Linked DNA regions of Homo sapiens: region 1 is linked to region 2. Evidence: read pairs that join two places in POLR2A ChIA-PET (ENCODE). Cell type or tissue: Panc1. All regions are shown on one strand. Links, peaks and the distances in the headings refer to the core of each region. The heading gives the core; the rest is flanking DNA.

Region 1 (5,389 bases), core at 307-5,306, 100 kb before region 2:
GGACATTGCAAATCGCTGGATCTGCATGCAGGGCAGGGAACAAGGGCCCTACAGGAAAGTGAGGCATTGGCCTTAGGTGCAAAATTTTAGGGGATACCAAAAACTTGGTGATCAAGATAAATAACATTTCAATAAAACAAAATTAATGTAAAAATCTATGTATTTTTAACAAAATATCAATTTTTTTTTTTTTTTTTGAGACGGAGTCTCCCTCTGTTCCCAGGCTGGAGTGCAGTGGTGCGATCTCAGCTCACTGCAAGCTCCGCCTCCTGGGTTCACGCCATCCTCCTGCCTCAATCTCCTGAGTAGCTGGGACTACAGGTGCCCCGCCAACACGCCCGGCTAATTTTTTGTATTTTTAGTAGAGACAGGGTTTCACCATGTTAGCCAGGATGGTCTTGATCTCCTGACCTCGTGATCCGCCCGTCTCGGCCTCCCAAAGTGCTGGGATTACAGGCATAAGCCACCGTTCCCAGCCAAAATATCAATTTTTTAAATACAGACAGGATCAATAGCATACTGATTTTTCCTTTATGTCACAACTCCACTGTGGCTCTGCCTATATTGACTGCATGAACGCAAGCCTTGGTGAGAACAGTGGAAATTAGAGAGCACGTGTCCTGAAAGGTTTCACATTTATTACAAAATACTGTGATGCTGTGCTGACTGAACTCTGAGGCCACATATGCAACCTCTAGCCCTAAGGGGGTCTACCAGTATGTGAATATCAAGAATCTCAAAAGAAGCCTTACACTCCATGCGCCTCTCAGGAATGTAGGTGGGTCAAGGTAGATTAGCCAGAGTTTCCTTTACAAAAGGAGTTAGAACACATCATGCGGAATGAAGGGAACTGAAAAACTCAGGTTTGGAGGAAAATGGGGCTATCCCTTCAATGCCTGCTGTGGATGCCAAATAGAAAACCTGTCCGTTCTAGGGGGATAAGAGGTCAAGCTCAATTAAGGGATCCTGTCTGGATATCAGCAAGAAGCATCAATGACTTATGGGGGCATTCTGATAATCTTCCTACCACTGAAAGAAGAGAGAGGGCAAACAAAAAAGGAGCAATATGTCGCTCAGAAGGCACTTTGATGGTAAAGCCACTGTTTGTAGTCTAACTGCAGTGGCTTATATTTATTGAGCACTCTCAGTGCTGAGCACTTTATATACATCACCTCAGCTGGGCATGGTGGCCCACACCTATAATCCCAGCACTTTGGGAGGCCAAGGCGGGAGGATCGCTTGAGCCCAGGAGTTCAAGACCAGCCTGGGCAACATAGGAAGAATTAAAAAAAAGAAAATAATAAAAAGCATTACCTCATGTCATGTTGATAACATGTCTATGTGGTATGTATTATCCTTTTTTCATGATAAAGAAACTGAAGGTAATAATAGCAGAGCTGGGACTTGAACTCAGGTAGTCCGATTCCAGAGCCTGCAGGTTTAACTACTCACTATACTGCCTCTTAGGAGTTAAGACAGGTAGAAAGCACTTGCCCAAAATAATACTGATGGAAAGGTGCCTGGAGAATTTGCAGTCTGTCAATTCTCCCAGACATTTCAAATTTAAGCTTTGGATCAAGCAAGAGCACGAGCAAGCTGTACAGCCATCAGCTTGACACTGAAGGACAGTATAATCTAACACTGAAGGACAAAAGGAATCTAACACAAAGATGCTGTTGAAGGCATCATCCTCTACGTTGACACAGTGTCCACCTTACCCAAACCCATGGGGAAACATTTATTGTTGCTGAGTGTCAAGAAAAGCTGTATCCCTAAATAGTTGCTTTGTTTGTAAATGTGAATGTAGTGAATTCTATACCTGTTTGGTTTCCATCTTTGTTACGGCTGCTAGGAATTTTTAAGCCAAATTAATATCCTACATCTAAAAACTCTGCAGGGCCATATGTCTGCAATATGTGTTTTGGTATACTATGCTCACTTCTTGCTTTATTAGTTTCCTACCCATATCCTTCTTTGGTCCTGATTTCTACAGCTATGTATTTTCTCCTTTCCTTCATTTATTATACTGTCACTAATGTCTTATAGAATCAGGTGCCAAGTGAATGAATGAACAATATTCAAACAATAAGTTGCCTTTTTATGAATTGGAGGAGACATGTGACACCCATTCCAGTCTCTGAATCTCAATCAGAGAAAAGCCCAGACTCAATCAACAAGGCAGTGTTTATGGGAACCCTGTGATTAAAAGGTGGTAGCAACAGAGCAACTAGCAAAACTGCAATATGGTCAGAAAGGGTGAATGATGACCTCCTGTTAGCAAAGAGAGGAACTATAATGACCACCCCCAGAGATTACTTGAACCATGCTGGGGGCCCTGCCAATGAGAGAAGAACTTTGGAGCACTGAGTTTCCATTGATGATGCCAGTAAAAGTTTGAATCTGAGACTTCTATTAGCATGACCCACACATTCTTGAATCCATCCTTCCAGAGTGCAACATCCTATAAGACATGATCATATACACATAAAAGCAGCCTATGTTTTTGCATTGGTTTGCCCCACTGATATGCAGTGTGTCGCTCCAAATCATAATTAAGCTTTTAGGTACAAAGTTTATCCTATGTCTACAAGTTATTAAGTGATTTCACTTTCAAGGGCCCCCTTAATGTTCCCAAAGCTACCCCTGTTCAAGTCATTCAACTTTTTTATTGATTCAGTAACACAGACATAGCACAGCCAGGTTGATTGGTCTGTTCCAAGTGGTCAGCAGAGGAAAGGGATGCACATGAAAAAGGTAAATTTGGATCAGGGGAATCTTATGAGAAGAGGTCTGGTCAGAGCCTGACTCAGGTTGTGGAAGCAAATCCACTCTAAATTCTGTGCTCAGGGGTCCCCCATTTGGATACTGATTGACAGGCTGATGTGCACTTCACCCCATGCCTAGACAGTGATCTGGAGCTCAAAGATACATGGTCACTCCAACACTCCTTCTAAATGATGATACCTGCCATGGAAAATTTCCTATGCTACATTGGAAATATCCATAAAAGACCTTCATGTTTCTGAATCAATCAACCAACAAACATTTAAGCATCAACATCCATGAGTTCATTATTGTGTTAAGTTTGTGGGTGAAACACCCTCCCCACCCCACACACAAACTAAGACATGATTGATGCCCTCAAATAACTCACTATTTAGTTGAGAATATAAGCTTATTACAAATTACAGCATCCTTATAATCAAAGCATTTCGTATTAGCAATAAAAGTTCAAAGAAGGAATAGGACACTGAGAGTGGGGTTTGTTAGAGTAGAGATAGAACTTGAGTTGAACCTGAAGAGTAGGTAAAACGTAATTATGAGCAGAAAATGGCAGCACTTATTCCATTTTGGGGAGAAGAGGAGGTAAATTGTAGACTCAGCTAGCCATAGTAGTTTTGAGCTAATACCAGAGTTCTCACATCTCTCTGGTTGACTTAAGAGACAGTGTCAGATACTCCAGGGAAGGAAGAACAATCCTTCAAAGACCACATAACTTAAACAGTTTTGCAGAATCAATTTCAGGTTTTACTTTCCTTGTTTACCCAGTTGGACTTCATTTGATTCTTTTCCCTTCCAGGTGGGTCTTACTTTCCCAGTTATATTTTGAGCTATAATAATGAAAACACATTTATTGGAGTTGGTTTAAAAAAATGTTCAAAATATGTTTGCTACATCTTTTTTAATGGAATGTATTATCCTTCCAGATAGCTGTGCTGCAAGTACTGATTATGACTCGCTGTACTGGGATGAGGGTACATCTTCCAATTATAAAATTAATGTAACGTAGCTCCATTTCCCCAAGTCTACTTCTGGCTACCTGGGAGACCTTCATTTGTCTTGGAGATGGTGATGGAATTACCTAAGGAATGGGGGGATACAGCTTATCCTTGGGTATGGGGGCAGGAAGATAATTGATTCAAAGCAAGTAGACAGTCTCAAAGCAGCCAGTGATGTTCCTGAAGCCACTAGAACTAGATGGAGCCTACATTCTCCTGTCAAGCTAAGGGCTTTAGAAACACCAGGGAGAGGGAAGCAGCACATTTCGTTTCTTTGTAATAAATCTCCCATCTTATTGTCTAAGACAGTTTGCTCTCCTGAGGACACAGGGCCTGCTTCCTAGCCTTTTCCAATCGAGCTCTTCCTTGCCTACCACCCATTTCCATTAAAATGGTTTACTGGGATTCGAAAGAGGCAAGCTGCCACATCAAGCTTTTTATTTTCTCTGAACTCCCTCCCTCCCCTCCAATCTCATTTAGACCTTTTTCCTTTTCTCTCCCTTCCCCACCTTCCCATCCTTGTCTTCTTCAGTCATCCATTATTACCCATGGGATCTCTTTCTATAGGTCTTCAGAGAGAAACGATTCCTGGATTAGATTTTGAAGCAAAGCATTAGGAGACTTTAACTCAATCTCAATTACTATTTGACACTATGCTTTATGAGTGAAAAATGCAATAAAATAGTGATTTCTAAATTTAACTAGCATTGTGTAATGCAATTATTTATTACAGAAGGCTATTGTTTATCTATCGCCTGAGCTGTTGGTTAGCGTGAAAAAGACAGTGTACAGGAAGCCCTAGAGATCGATCATTATCTAAAGTGGTTAATCAAATATCTAGTTTGTTTCCATGATTTTTCCTCCAATAACCATGTGACCTATCACACAATGTACCAGTGGACTATAATTCAAATCCTTATATCAAAACTAGAACACAACCTAGCAGGAAATGCAAAGAGGTGACTTTTTCATTCTATTGTTGGAAATGCTAAAAAAGACAATTAAGGCAGAGTGAACTATATTTTTCTCCCGCTCACCCATCCTCACTTTGCTCCCTCCCCTAATAACCATAAGCTGAAACCACTTAAGGATTACAATTATCTGTCATCATTATTGCCCGTATTATGACTAGGCTGCTACCCATTGCAAATGACACTTCTGAAAATGAAAGATGCTCTTCTGAGAGATTTTTGTGTGTTTGTTTTTAGCTTTATAGGCTCCTTCAGGCACAATGGGGGAGGATGTTGGGGGGAGATGGAAATTCAGTCAGGAAAACAATTAACTAGCACAGCTTCACTGCACAGTAACATCAAATCATACAGCAATTAGAACTCTGCAAAACCCCTGGTTTGGTTTCATGCACATTTAAGGATGAAAACTGATACGTACACTGAGCTGATGCTAGACTGCAAATGAAAAAATCAAAGAGGTAAATATTGTAAAATTTCATTCTCTGCCTAATCACATCTCTGGAATGGTGATTTGAGCTAAGAGTATTTTCCGTCTGTGCACAAGGAAATTCACCTCTCTCCTCTAGCCTTAGAAAATTGCTAGAGAACTGTCCACCATTCCTTTTCTTCTACATTGAATATAAAACATTAATTCTTGCC
Region 2 (5,389 bases), core at 261-5,260:
GCCAAAATATACCTTAGAACTTCGCTATAAATCTCAGTGGACGGTTCGCTGAACTACAGCAGTAGGAATAATGTTTCTATGGTAAAAACTTAAGTCTTGCCTAATGCTGAGTTGAGAAGACCATTTCATTAACACAGGTATGACTTAGGATGGCAGCAGAGCCAAACCTGTGTACACTGAAACTGCCATTTTCTACATGTAAATGTAATCTTACATTCTGTACCAGCACTCCATCTCAAGCTGATATTTACAACTGTTTGCTCCCCGACTTGGTATCTCAGTACTCCATTTCTGCAGCTGTAATTGAGTTTCAAAGTTACACAGCAATAATTATTTTATAAAATTTTTATTACAGTAGGCTAAATGAATGCAAAAGCAGAATAATCAATTTATAAACTAAAATTAAAATTATAGACACTATATAAATGGTTTCTTTTTAAAACTCTTCAATTAAGCACTGCTTCTACCAGACCAAGAATATTTTAAAAGCATGAATGAAGTGGAATGCAAAATCAATGATATCAATGAGTGTATTTTACTTTTGTATTTTACTCTTCTTTTTTTTGAGACGAGGTCTTGCTCTGTCCCCCAGGCTGGAGTGCAGTGGTGTGATCTCAGCTCACTACAACCTCCATCTCCCAGGTTTAAGCAATTCTCCTGCCTCAGCCTCCCAAGTAGCTGGGATTACAGGTGCATGCCACCACGCCCGGCTAATTTTTGTATTTTTAGTAGAGACGAGGTTTCACCATGTTGGCAAGGCTGGTCTCGAACTCCTGACCTTGTAATCCACCTGCCTTGGCCTCCCAAAGTGCTGGAATTACAGATGTGAGCCACCACGCCCAGCCTTATTTTAATTCTTAGCATGTATGAGGGTATGTCACCTAGACCCATGTGTCAATTGCTTTTTTAAAATATGCATATTTAAAATGGAAGGATTACAAAATTCAGTAATGCTATATAGACTGAATAAAAATTTAGTTTTTGTTTTCAAAATAAAACTCATAAGCAAATAAATCATTTTGTTTGAATGCTTCAGTTTTAAGTAGTATTATAAACAAATTTCACTACTGAATCTTGTGGTCCAAGCTTCCATATTTCTTCTCTTTCAGGTCAGTAGAGAAAATATTTTTCATGCCTATGTTTTGAAAAGAATCGTAATCAAAATTAAAAACAACAGTGCAAATCTCTTGAAATCCAAAATGAATCATAAAAATATTAAAGTATGATTAATACTATTAACTCTTTTGTAATGCAAGAATTACTTGGGCACTTAGCCAACATGTACAACAACATACAGTTATATGAGAAACTTAGTCATCTGTCTTTAGGTGCATAAATGTCTAAACCTATTAATTCTCAAGGGAGATGAGAGATGAATACAGAATAAGCTAAAAACATTTTTCAAACTAGGCACAATCCCTCTCTCTATTAGACTAGGGACAGGGAAAATGTAAATGCTTGGGAAAACTTGTAACTTAATCAGAAAGCTACGCCCCTCACCTTGTTAAACCCCCTTCCTAAGAACTTCTCTGCCGGGCACAGTGGCTCACGCCTGTAATCCCAACACTTTGGGAGGCCAAAGTGGGTGGATCACGAGGCCAACATGGTGAAACTCTGTCTCTACTAAAAATACAAAAATTAGCCAGGCGCGGCGGCAGGCACCTGTAATCTCAGCTACTCGGGAGGCTGAGGCAGGAGAATTGCTTGAATCTGGGAGGTGAAGGTTGCAGTGAGTCGAGATTGCACCGCTGCACTCCAGCCTGGTGACAGAGCAAGACTCTTGTCTCAAAAAAAAAAAAAAAAAGAACTTCTCATCTAACCATCTTTATGATGATCTTCTACAAGGAAAGATTTAGTAATAACAATCATAATAAAATAATGACAACACCTTATATTGAATATTACTTTGCTATTTACAAAGTCCTTTCATTTAATTATTTAATTTGACGCTTACAATAGCTCTATGAAGTAGTCATGGTAGATACTCATTTTGCAACTGAGAAGTCACTTCTTTGAAGGAATATATATATATACACACACACACACACACACATATATATATCTCTTCAATAGTTTCAGCTATATATACTACAGCTGGGGCTAGGATTTAAGGTTATCTGATGCTCAGTCCAGTTCTCTTTCCCTGTATAATACAGTTTCCTTGAGATGGTGCTTCCTGAATTTTTTTAAAGTTGTTTTAACTTAAATGCAAGTCAAATTCTTCAGTTTCCTCTCATACGATTCCTATTTCTGGGTTAAGACTTCTGAAAACATGAAAGGAAATGAAACGTGAGCAAAACATAGATTTAAGAACTCCTAGGCATGGATCCACCAAAGACAACTCAACAAGAAAAAGGGTGTGACCTAATGCTGTGTTTCCAAAAGCAATGATTAGGGAAAGGAAGACAACAATCTGAGAGGAGCAAGAGAGAGCTGGTTTAACTCAGCTATTAACCCTCAGTTCAGCTCCCCCAAAGTCATATTAGCTTCTTAAAATAAACAGAAGAAAAAGTACTGAGATTCAAACCCTTGGCCAAGGGAAAACCACATTGAATACAGTGGGAATCAAGTCAAGAAGTCTTCCACATCATAACAGAGTCAAGTCTGAACAGAATTGACCAAGCAGGAAAAAAATGAAAATAAATGTAATGGAAGCTCTGAAAACATACTATAGGAAAAGAAACAAGGAAAGAAGAGAGAGAGAAAGAGGGAGGGAGGGAGGGAGGGAGGAAAAAGGGAATGACAGAAAAGACCTTGAAGAAAAATCAACTTAAAGATCAGAAGGAGGCCGGATGCGGTGGCTCACGCCTATAATCCCAGCACTTTGGGAGGCCGAGGTGGGTGGATCATCTGAGGTCAGGAGTTCGAGACTAGCTTGGCCAATATGGTGAAACCCCTTCTCTACTAAAAATACAAAAATTAGCCGGGCGTGGTGGCAGGCGCCTGTAATCCCAGCTACTCAGGAGGCTGAGGCAGGAGAATCGCTTGAACCCAGGAGGTGAAGGTTGCAGTGAGCCGAGATTGTGCCATTGCACTCCAGCCTGGGGGACAACAGCAAAACTTCGTCTCAAAAAAAAAAAAAAAAAAAAAAAAGATCCCAAGGAAATTATTAAAATTTGCTTCATGCCATAACATACATTAATGAGACTATTAATTCAATAAAGTGTGAGCTCAAAGAGAAGATGATAAAACCACAGAATGAGATTAAAAAGATGTGACTGAAACTATATCATCATAGGACTAATCAGTAAGCTAGAACATGGCAAGGAAGAATAGATACCACTGAATATAAAATCATAAAGCATAAAATATGAATTCAAGTAGAATAAAAATAATGCTAATAAATTAAGGAAAAATAAAGGATCAAAATTCCAACTAATAATCGTTGGCTTCTCTGTGCTAGAGAAACTACAAATGCACCAGAAGCTGTGGTGAAAGATACAATAGTAGAAAAATTTCCACACTCTCACCCCAAGTGAAGGAAAAAAATCTGGATATGCAAATCGGTTCCAAGAAAATTGTATATAGAATGCTCAATATAGAAACTACCTTAGTTAGTAACCACTGAACATCAAGTACAAAGAAAGAATTCTTTAGATGTCCAGGAAAGCACATCGCCCACTGTAATGGTTAATTTTATGTGTCAACTTGACTGGGCCATGAGGTGCCCAAACATCTGCTCAAACATTATTCTGGGTGTGTCTGTCAAAATGTTTCTGGGTGAGATTCACATTTCAATTTATAGACCGAGTAAAGCAGATTGCACTCCCCAATGTAAATAATCAACTGAAGACATGACTAGAACAAAAAGGCTGAAGAAAAGAGAATTCTTTCTGCCTGGTTACAAGAGCTTTTCTAGCCTTGCGACTTGGTCTAAAACAATGGTTCTTCCTGGGTGTCAAGCATGCTAGCATTTAGACCGAACTATTAGAACCATCAGTTCTCTTGGTTCTCGGGACTCCAGATTCAGACTCAGACTGGCTCTCCTGGGACTCCAGCTTGCTGCCTCCAGGTCTTGAGATTTCTCAGCTTTCATAGTTGCATAAGCCAATTCCTTATAATAAATTACACACAGAGGCACACACATGCACATCCTATTGGTTCTGTTTCTCTGGAGAACCCTGACTAGCACATATATACAAAGGTGAAAAAAAATCAGACTGGCTTCCCAGGTATTCCTAGTAACATACAATGGCAGAAACTAGAGACACATTCACAAATTCTAATGAAAAGAAACGGTGGCCAGGCACGGTGGCTCACGCCTGTAATCACAGCACTTTGGGAGGCTGAGGAGGGTGGATCACCTAAGGTCAGGAGCTCGGGAACAGCCTGGTCAACGTGGTGAAACCCCGTTTCTACTAAAAATACAAAAATTAGCCGGGTGTGGTGGTGCGCCTGTAATCCCAGCTACTCAAGAGGCTGAGGTGGGAGAATTACTTGAACCTGGGAGGCGGAGGCTGCAGTGAGCCAAGATCGCACCACTGCACTCCAGCCTGGGCAACAAAGCAAGACCCCGTCTCAAAAAAATAATAATAATAATAAATAAGAAAAGAAACTGTGACTCCGGAGCACAGATTCAGTCATGGCATCTTTCTAGTATAAAGACCATAACAGATAGTTTTAAACATAAAAGAACTAGGAATATCACTGAAGTGCCCTTCTTGAAAAAATATGTGACAATGAAATCTAAACAAATAAAAGGTGAATCAAAGTAAAGATCAGAGAAGCTATGGTACAAAGACTGGTGGGGAACAACACTTCCACTTAAACCAAGAAGTTATACTAAAACAATGAAAACTATGATTACAGAAAGTAAACACTGTAAATCTGGATAACTTGAAAATAATATAACTAACAGCCAGTGAAGACGGGCAAAGAGAAGATGGAAGAGTATTAATGTTCACACTTTATACTACCTAAAATTGAGGGGAAAATATTTTTATTTTTAAAATTATTTATTTTATTTTATTTTATTTTATTTTTTTGAGACACAGTCTCACTTTGTCACCCAGGCTGGAGTGCAGTGGCACTATCTCGGCTCACTGCAACCTCCGCCTCCCAGGTTCAAGCAATTCTCCTGCCTCAGCCTCCTGAGTGGCTGGGATTACAGGCATGCACCACCACACCTGGCTAATTTTTGTATTTTTAGTAGAAATGGGGTTTCGCCATGTTGGCCAGGCTGGTCTTGAACTCCTGACTTCAGGTGATCCGCCCGCCTCGACTTCCCAAAGTGCTGAGATTATAGGGGTGAGCCACCACGCCCAGCTGGAAAATACTTTTAAATGTTCTTCACAACCTCTTTTATAACTTTAGAGGGATAATTTAGGAAATATTTCTTGGGGAGGAGAAACATTTTTTTTTGAAGTCCAACAATTCCTCCAGTTATGTT

Evidence for each region. ChIA-PET counts read pairs that join two places held together with the same protein. Peaks named below come from ENCODE experiments on the same cell type or tissue, not always from the same donor. Only the 100,000 strongest peaks of a DNase experiment are listed, where the experiment ranks them.
Region 1: POLR2A ChIA-PET joins it to region 2 with 23 read pairs; 2 of 35 experiments call an interaction of 5 or more read pairs at or near these places.

Annotation. Positions count from the first base shown.
Region 1 is chr3:177,404,981-177,410,369 of GRCh38, reverse strand. No RefSeq gene overlaps it. Among named protein-coding and RNA genes, the nearest start is that of LINC00578, 34 kb to the left of the region's middle. In Panc1, for the core only: no CTCF peak of the experiment used is centred there; no DNase peak of the experiment used is centred there; H3K27ac peaks cover 1,433 bases.
Region 2 is chr3:177,302,356-177,307,744 of GRCh38, reverse strand. The region is part of intron 1 of LINC00501 (long intergenic non-protein coding RNA 501); the gene reads right to left. Among named protein-coding and RNA genes, the nearest start is that of LINC00501, 11 kb to the right of the region's middle. RefSeq lists a silencer at 2,177-2,377. In Panc1, for the core only: no CTCF peak of the experiment used is centred there; no DNase peak of the experiment used is centred there; H3K27ac peaks cover 2,296 bases.